2 separate regions of the Homo sapiens genome follow, and region 2 is linked to region 1. Evidence: chromatin loops called from intact Hi-C (ENCODE). Cell type or tissue: mammary epithelial cell. All regions are shown on one strand. Each heading gives the region's core, and the rest is flanking DNA. Links, peaks and the distances in the headings are about the cores only.

Evidence for each region. A loop is a pair of places that touch in the nucleus more often than their neighbours do. Peaks named below come from ENCODE experiments on the same cell type or tissue, not always from the same donor. Only the 100,000 strongest peaks of a DNase experiment are listed, where the experiment ranks them.
Region 2: a loop joins it to region 1, with 4 times the contacts of the local background. A loop is called at or near these places in 1 of 110 quality-filtered maps.

The regions. Positions count from the first base shown.
Region 1 is chr1:119,273,563-119,277,960 of GRCh38, reverse strand. WARS2-AS1 (WARS2 antisense RNA 1) reads right to left here. Exons shown (of 7, transcript NR_125975.1): 7 at 1,988-2,773. Among named protein-coding and RNA genes, the nearest start is that of LINC01780, 52 kb to the left of the region's middle. In mammary epithelial cell, for the core only: CTCF peaks have their summits at 1,202 (motif pointing right) and 2,365 (motif pointing left); a DNase peak (open chromatin) is centred at 2,360.
Region 2 is chr1:118,207,653-118,212,050 of GRCh38, reverse strand. No RefSeq gene overlaps it. Among named protein-coding and RNA genes, the nearest start is that of SPAG17, 25 kb to the right of the region's middle. In mammary epithelial cell, for the core only: no CTCF peak of the experiment used is centred there; a DNase peak (open chromatin) is centred at 2,230; H3K27ac peaks cover 779 bases.

The DNA of each region.
Region 1 (4,398 bases), core at 242-4,241:
CAGCACCTCCATGAAGACCTAGAGGCTAGGCTGAAGGTGCTGTGGACATACCATTAACAGGAAGGCTGAAAAACACATAAAGTAGGAGTGACCTAGGAGAGTCTTCCCTGAGTTGGCCCTTTACAATATGTTTGACCACTTGAGCACCAGCTCTGTGGGGGTCAGCATGGTCTGGGGCTGGGATTATCACTATGATGACTCTTCTTCCACCCCTTCTCTCCATCTCTAAATGCTGCATCCCCCTGGGCTTAAGTCTAGATTCTGTTTAAGTGCCTCTTCCTTAATTTCACAACTAGGTTTAGAGGCTCAACTGAACTACCATTTGTCACAAGGTATTGGAACTCAGAGTGTCTCTGTCTCTCCTACTAGTCTGTGGGCCTTCGAGGGTAAGGATCATGTTCCTATAGTGTCAGCACTTACTACAGAGACTAGCAAATAGTAAGTATGCAATGAAATTTGTTGAATAACTAAATAAATGAATGGGTTTATGTACATAAGAATATCACCAGATCCCCCAGACCATGACATCTGTGGTTTCTATATAAAGAATCCAGTTCCTAGGGCATACGGGATTTTTTTTTTTTTTTTAATCTAGAAGCGCTTCTACTCAGAAACAGTCTTATTTCCAAACACTATTTATGATGGTCTTAATTTTCTTCTTTTTTTTTTTTTTTTAGAAAGAGTGTCTTACTCTGTTACCTAGGCAGCTGGAGTGCAGTGATCACAGCTCACGGCAGCCTTGAACTCCAGGGCTCAAGCAATCCTACTGCCTCAGCTTCCCAAGTAGCTGCAACTACAGGCACATGCCACCATACTCAGCTAAGTTTTTTTTTTTTTAATTTTTTGTAGAAATGGGGTCTCATTTTGTTGCCCAGGCTGGTCTTGAATGCCTGGCCTCAAGCCATCCTCCTGCCTCTGCTTCCCAAACTGTAGGATTACAGGTATGAGCCACCGCATCTAGCCTGTGATTGTCTTTTTGTTGTGTCAACTTGGATAGACTACAGTCTCTGGTTACAGAATCAAATACAAATCTAGGTGTTATTGTGAATGGAATTTTTAAATGTAATTTAAGACTATAATTAGTAGACTTTAACAAAGGGAGCGTATCCTAGATAATCCAGGTGAGCCCAATTTAATCAGCTGAAAGGCCTTAATAGCAGAGCTGAGGCTTCCCTGAAGAGGAAGAAATTCCACCTGCAGATGGCAGCTTCCACCTGTGCCTGACAGTTCCAGTCTGCCCTCCTGAGTGCCTGCCCTACAGACTTCAGACTTGCCTAGCCATCCCCCACAATCACATAAGCCAATTCTTTGTAATAAATCTCTTAATATTTATGTCCTATTCATTCTACTTCTCTAATTGGATCCTGACTGATACACTATAAATTCAAAGTGTCTTAGAGAGGCTGAGCTTGCAGTTTCCCAGTGTACTTTCAGTAAATAACAGAATGTCAAACTTTCAGAGCTTTAAATCAGACATACTCTTATTCCTGCTGATACATTCTACCAAGCATCTTTTCCTAACATGGACCAGTTAAATGTCTTATTTTTCTTTTTTTTTCTCCAAGAAATAGCGTCACTTGCCAAAGATGTTTTAAGTTCATTAATTTAACCCTTCTCCCCAGCCATTTCTGCAGGTGTGGTAGAGAATAGACCTCCTTAGAAGTTATGGTTAGTGTCAGACTGGGCTGCCTTGCCACCTTGAAGTAGCGTAGATTTGAGAGTATAGATTGTCTTTCAGATTACAGAACTAGTCCCTGACTTACTCCAGAAGTTAAGTAGCAGAGCTTTTACCATGCTTAGTTCCAAATTCTAGAACAACCCCCAGCCTTCTCCAAAGTTAAAAACAGTCTAATTGACAGTGGTTGATTTTGGCTGGCTGGGTGATGATGAAAGAAAGGAGAGCACTTGCATAGTTTATGGTGAAGATAAAGCACATATCAGGCATTGTAATTATCTAGCCGCACACTATAAACTTTTCCATTTCATTCATTTCCGTATCTCTTGCTCTTTATTGTCAGTTGCAGAGGCACAACACTTTTCTCAGGATTCATGATCAACTCTGCCCTTTGGAATTGTTCCTACTGTCTAAAAATTAATTCCACATGCATGTACAAACTTACATTTTATTTTCTCACTGCCTTCTGATTTTAAAAATGGTTCTACTTTCATTTTGTCATAATTATGCTCCTTTTTTAAGTAACACTTTTAATATTATTGCTACTTTTGCACTTCTCAGATATGTGGAGTCAAAAATGTTTCTAGAACATTTCAAAATCATGCACAAATGCAGCAAATTACCAAGTATTAAGGAGTAAGTGGTTGGCAGAGACCTAAATGGCAGGGCATTGGACAATAGCGCCATCTGTTGGTTGTGGATAGAGCTGGCTTCTCTCTATTCGGTCTTTATTCTTAGGTATAAAGGGTAATTTCCTGTGATAGTTCCTAGGAGGAGGAGCTTCTGTCATGATTTCACACACCCTTGACGTACTTTCTTTCTGTGAATGTTAGAAGCCTTTAATAGTAAGGGTCACTTTGGTCCCAAGTGGTCAGGCTGGGCCTTTGGAAGGCCAGGTGAGCCCACACAGGGAGTTCTGCGTGAGCCCCTCATTGCTCCTATACCAGTGCCACAGCTGTTTTCCAGTGAGAGCCATTACCTAGATTACAGGTTCTATACTCTGGCTGCACCTCAGAACCTCTGGGTTGTGGCATAGGCTTTGTGATTTTTTCAAAGTTTGCCAGTTGATTCCAATGTATAGCTAGGGCTGAAAAACACCTAAAGGAAGAGAAAGACATGGAAGAATTAACATTCTACACATTTGTTAAGATCTCCATTTTCCTCATGCCAGCATCCACTCTTTTCAGCCAAAGCACTGTTTACCAAATGTATCCCAAGGAGATATTAGAAACAAACAGGTTTCATGATTTTTCCAAGATCAGCCGATACTTCTGTGGCAGGTCCAGGTCTGGAACCTGGCACCCAGAGACCTAAGCCACAAGAGCTGTGAGCTGAAAGCCATCAAGTGTCCCAGTTTATAATTGTGTCCTCATCTGTAAATGGATGGCTTTAGACCTGAGTTTCCTTTTCCTGGAAAGATAAAGCCACCAGAGGTGAACTTCATTCTTCTTTTAGAGAAAGGAGGAAACAGGACGACTTTTGCAGCCTAATGTGACAAGGCAGCTTTCTACCATCTCAAGAGAGACCATAGCTCTTGGCTACGGTTGCCTGCAAGCCCAAGAATGGGACACAGGAAGCTGAATGAAAAATCCTCCTATCTTAGAAGCTTCCCAGGAATTTCATTAGGGCTGTTTATCATGAAAAGTTGTTTAAGATTTAGGGATACCTCAATATGTGTTCTAACGTGGAAAACAGACCTTTCTTTACTCAGTGGAAGAAAATATTGAATTGACAAATGTATTTACAAGACATTTCTGTGCCAACAGGTCACTCTCTACATTTCCTGATATATCATCTCCTGACACATTCTTTCAGAATTTTATGACTATTAGGATCTAAGATTGGATGGAACTAGGATTGGATCCAGTTCAGCAGTTCCTTAGACCAGGAAAATAGCCCCAGCTGTCAAGTAGCTCTAAGCAAATGACTTTAATCTTCCTAAACTTGAGTCTGTATCAGCAATAAATGGAGTTATTGTTATAATCAAATAACAGAGAGCACAAGAAAGGTTTGTAAACTATAATGTGCCATATAAAGCTCAAGCAATATGATGAGGACTGTTTTTCACTCTCCAAAGGGAATCTTTCCTCCAACCAAGTCCCCTCTTTGTCAATCACAGTGAGTGGAATATGCTTGGCCCCACCCTCTCCAAGACTGTCCCTGTGTCCCCATCTTACCCTCTCATCCTGTCCAAATCCTGCCATTATTCCACACCCAAATCAATTTTACCAAGTTCAAGAAAACACTTTCTGACCAATATAGTTCAGTGATTTCTCCCTTCTCTAAATTTCTGTAGCATTTTACAATTGATGCCAAAGAATGTATAAATTCAGATGATTTGCCTTGCCTCCTGTTCTTTCATCTATGTCCTTTCTGTCTCCATAACCTTTTTTAATACACCTTTTATAGAATCAAAACACACATACAGAAAATATGCATGTAGCACAAAATAACCCATGCAAGCACCACCCAGATCACTCACCTACAGAACCCTGTCAGCATCTGAGAAGCCCTTCTTGGGCACCTTTCCAACCACTGTCTCCACTCTCCTTCCAAAAGATGCCCACTCTGCTGACTGCTAATACCATACATTAGTTTCACCTGCTTTTGAGTTTTCTATAAAGTGTGTATTATTTGATGTCTAGCTTCTTTTGCTCAACTTTACACTTGTGATAATCATCCATGTTGTTGTACGTGGCAGCAGTGTCTTCATTTTAATTAAT
Region 2 (4,398 bases), core at 128-4,127, 1.1 Mb after region 1:
TCCTGTCATTTGCAACAACATGAATGGAACTAGAGGACATTATGTTAAGTAAACAAGGCACAGAAAGACAGATATTACACATTCTCACTCATATGTGGGAGCTAACAAAAACAATAAATAAACCCTTAGAGAGTAGAACAATGGTTACCAGAGGATGGGAAGGGTAGTGGGGAATGGGGATACTGTGGGAATGGTAATTGCTATCATCTCACTCCAGCTAAAAGGGCCATTAAATAGAAATACAAAAATATAGTTAAATAGAATGAATAAGATCTAGTGTTCTGTAGCACAAATAGGGTGATTATAGTTAACAATAATATGTTGTATGTTTTTAAAAATAACTAAAAGAGTGGAATTGAACTATTCCTAACACAAAGAAATAAATGCTTGTGATGATGGATACACCAATTACCTTGCTTTGATCATTATACATTATATGCCTATATGAAAACATTACATATACTCCATAAATATATACAGTTATTATGTATCAATAATAATTTTTAAAATATAAATTTTAAAAATGAGCTAAAAATTCTGATATTTAGGGTGTTCTGGCAAAGACATTATTTTGACTGCCTATTTCATGATTTGGAGAAAAACATACCTAGTAAGTTATCTCTCTACCAAATTTTTTCTCTGCAGAAATTGGGAAATAATTAAGAAACTTATGGAGTTCTCATTTACTAAGGGTCCTACTGTTTCATTTCCAGCTGCCACCTTGACTCTCTCTGTAGAGACTTAAAATCAGTGACGTGCTATTAAACTTTTTCTTCCTGTGTCATAATTTTGCTGAGGCCTGGCTGCTTGGTTTTTATAAATAATTTTTAAATTTTATTTTTAATTGACAAGTAATAATTGTATATATTTAAGGAGTATGATGTGATGTTTTGATATGAGTATTTAACAACTACCTTGCCAGGAAAAACAAAAATGCCATGATTTGTAACATTAGACAATTTCTATGGTGTAAATACTTCTACCATGGCCAATGACAAGTTATCAAGGTGATGTCATTAAACGTAGAGTTGGGAAAAAATGTGCACAATCCAGGGTAACAAGCCAGTACAAGGCAGCTCCATACACCACACAACTGCCTCAAACCCCGGGGCTGCCAGATCCTAAAGAGAACGCTGCTCTCACCAGAGCAGGTCTTCAGTCTTCCTTGCTTCAAGCCCAATTATCCCTGTATTAGTCATGACTAATTAGTCACAACTAGGTTATGCTGCATAACAAATTAGCCTTGAAATCTTAGTGATTTAAAATAACAAAGGCTTGTGTCTCATTTATGATGAATATCCAGCATAGGTCCATGGGAGAAGGATACTCTGCTTATCAAAGTTACTCAGGGTTCCAGGCTGGTGGGGACTTTGCCATCTGGAAAGTGCTGGTGTCAGTGAAGGAGAGCCTGGAGATTTGCACATAGGCTTTTCACCAGTTCAGCTTATGTTTCATTGGTCAGAACTAGGCTCATGGCCCCACCTAAGTGCAAGGGATTTGGCAAATGCGAAACAGCAGATGGAATGTTTGGTGAGTACCACTGTCTCTATTACACCCATGATGATTTCAGCAGGCATCAGAACCTCTTGATAATTCAGGACATAACACATTCAGGGGAACCAGTAGGCTTAAAGGAAATAAAGGACCTGACTGTGAATGCCTCAGGAAAATGAGAAACTCAGCAAGAATCTTCAAACACTCATTTTTTTACTCTTGATAGATATTAATGTGCTAAACCAATCATTCTTCTTTGACTGGAAAGGAAACTTACAGCTCAACAAAAATCCTAGGAAGGTTTTGCCCTGGTCCACTTTGCCATACTTGCAAGATGATGCAAGTCATCATGAATTTGCTTGTCTAAATAATAAACTAGCAATTTGAGGTTTTTCTAAGTCTAAAGCCCAGAGCCCCTTTGCAGGAGGATAGAATATTCCTGGGAGAAAAACTCCTCAGAGTCCCAGTCTCTTTGAGACAGGGAAAGTCTAAGACTGGAGAGACTGTGGGGTCCCAGAGACTCTTTCCTAAAACCACAGTGTTTCATTCCCATTCAACAGACGTGTATTTTGCTTGCATCCGCCTTGCGCAGTGTTGGTGGGGGAGGGTTATGCTCCAGGAGTGCTCTGTGCATACACTCACTTGCTCTCGCTCCCTTGTGAGCATGCCAGCGCCTCTCCTCTGCCCAGGCTTGCATGGGCCCTCCACATGTTGCTCCTGATCTGCTGGTTTACTGTTCAAGTTCCAGCATGTATTCTTCACAGTGTGATATCCCACCCCAGGGTGTTCTTCTTCATGAAGCAAAGGGTTGAGTTACAAAAGCCTGCAGTTGCGAAAGGGATGTGGAGGCTTCCTCTAGGCCATTTACAGATGGGAGAGCATCAGGTTCTTCAAACTCTTTCAGTTTTTCCTATGTCTCTGGGTTGATCAGACGCGGCAATATTTTAATTATCTCTATTCTGAAAGCAAATAGCTACAAGTCTAGAGCTAGGAAAATACACCAAAGCAGGTATGAAAAAAATAGTGATTTCAATCTAACTTCAGCCCTTAATTAATTATGGGCATGTGGACAAGCCTCTAGCATCTCCATTTCCTCATTTACACATTGAAGGTTGTACTACAGTGATAGTTTTCACACTTTCAGGAACGGATTTGCATAAGGGAAGAGAAGCAAGTGGGTAGGGCTTCAGGACCCCATCCTGATTTTCAACCCAAGCAGATAACTTTTTTTTACCATATTAGGTTTTAGAGTACATTTTTGTTTTGTTTTTAAAAATGGCATCATAGCTTCATAAAAGTTGTTCTTAAGAAAATGTTTCTAATATTTTTTAAGTTTAAAAACCACTGGAGTAATTCAACTGCCCGAGAGAGCTATAGAAAATAAAGTGGACTTGTAGCACATGTGTCCCAGGAGATAAGGCTCTATGGCTTACGTGGCACTCAGGTAAGACATGTCCCTCTCTCACATAAATGGTCAGCCAGGCTCCCAGTTCTTCCACACTGTCCAGACTTCCATAATTGCAGGCTTCCAGTCAAGCCTCTTCATCTACACCCTGCCAGCATGTTACAAAGAAGCTCAGACTATGTAAGCAACATGAAGCTTAATGGGTAGTAGGACTTCCCTGAAATTAAGGTAAAAGACCGCAGCCTGCCCAGAGCGCATGTGGTTTGGAATATTTCCACTGAATATTAAATCATACAAGAATTTTCACTCATCTTCATCTTGGAGGTCACAACATGACTTTCCTCTAATGAATTCTTTATATTGGCAGCTCTTCTGTTTTCCTCCCTTCCTCCCCTGGCTCCTCACTTCCACCTCTACCCTCCTCCCCGTCTTGCTGGGAGCAGCCCTCTCTTTTAGTCTCTGTGTGGGAACATATGGTAATACTTTCCCTTGATTTAGGCCTTGAATTTGGTCTACACCTGTGTAGACCTTCAAGTAATGGCTCAGCAGGCATCGCAGGAGGGTCATGCTCCAGAAGTGCTCTGTGCATACACTCACTTGCTCTCGCTCCCTTGTGGGCATGCCAGCACCTCTCTTTCTCTCCCCAGGCTTGCATGGGCCCTCCAGATGTTGCTCCCGATCTGCTGGTTTACTATTCAAGTTCCAGTGATGTATTCTTCACAGTGTGATACCCCACCCTAGTGTGTTCTTCATAAAGCAGAGGGTTGACTTACAAAAGCCTGCAATTGCAAAAGGGAAACAAAAAGAGAACTGAAAGATAAAAAATAATGGAAAGAATTTTTTTTTTTTTTTTGAGACGGAGTCTCACTCTGTCTCCCAGGCTGAAGTGCAGTGGCATGATCTCCACTCACTGCAACCTCCGCCTCCCAGGTTCAAGCCATTCTCCTACAAGTCCTCAGCCTCCCAAGTAGCTGGGACTACAGGCGCCCACCACCACGCCCAGCTAATTTTTTTGCATTTTTAGTAGAGACGGAGTGTCACCATGTTGGCCATGCTGTCTCAAACTCCTGGCCTCAAATGATCCACCTGCCTGGGCCTCCCAAAGTCCTGGGATTACAGGTGTGAGCCACTGCACCTGGCTGGAAAGAAATAATTTGTACTGGGGGAGTTTATCTACCACAAGCACTATCCTGACTTAATCTTGTGAGGGCAACATGGTTTGCATCTCATAAGTGAAAAAACAAAGCTCAGAGAAGTCAAATGATATGTTCAAGGTCACAGAGCCAAGGAGTGGCAGAACCAAGATTTAACAACAGACCTTCTTATTTCAAGCCAAACATTCTTTCTTACTTCCCAAGCAGTAGTTATTTATTTTTGGAGCTATCCAGCATATAATAACTATAAACCCAGGTACTATAATAGGTGCCTCGGAGACATGCTCTCATTTTTGCAATAGCACAGCAAGGTGGGTTTTAGTATAGTCAGCTTATAGATTTTAC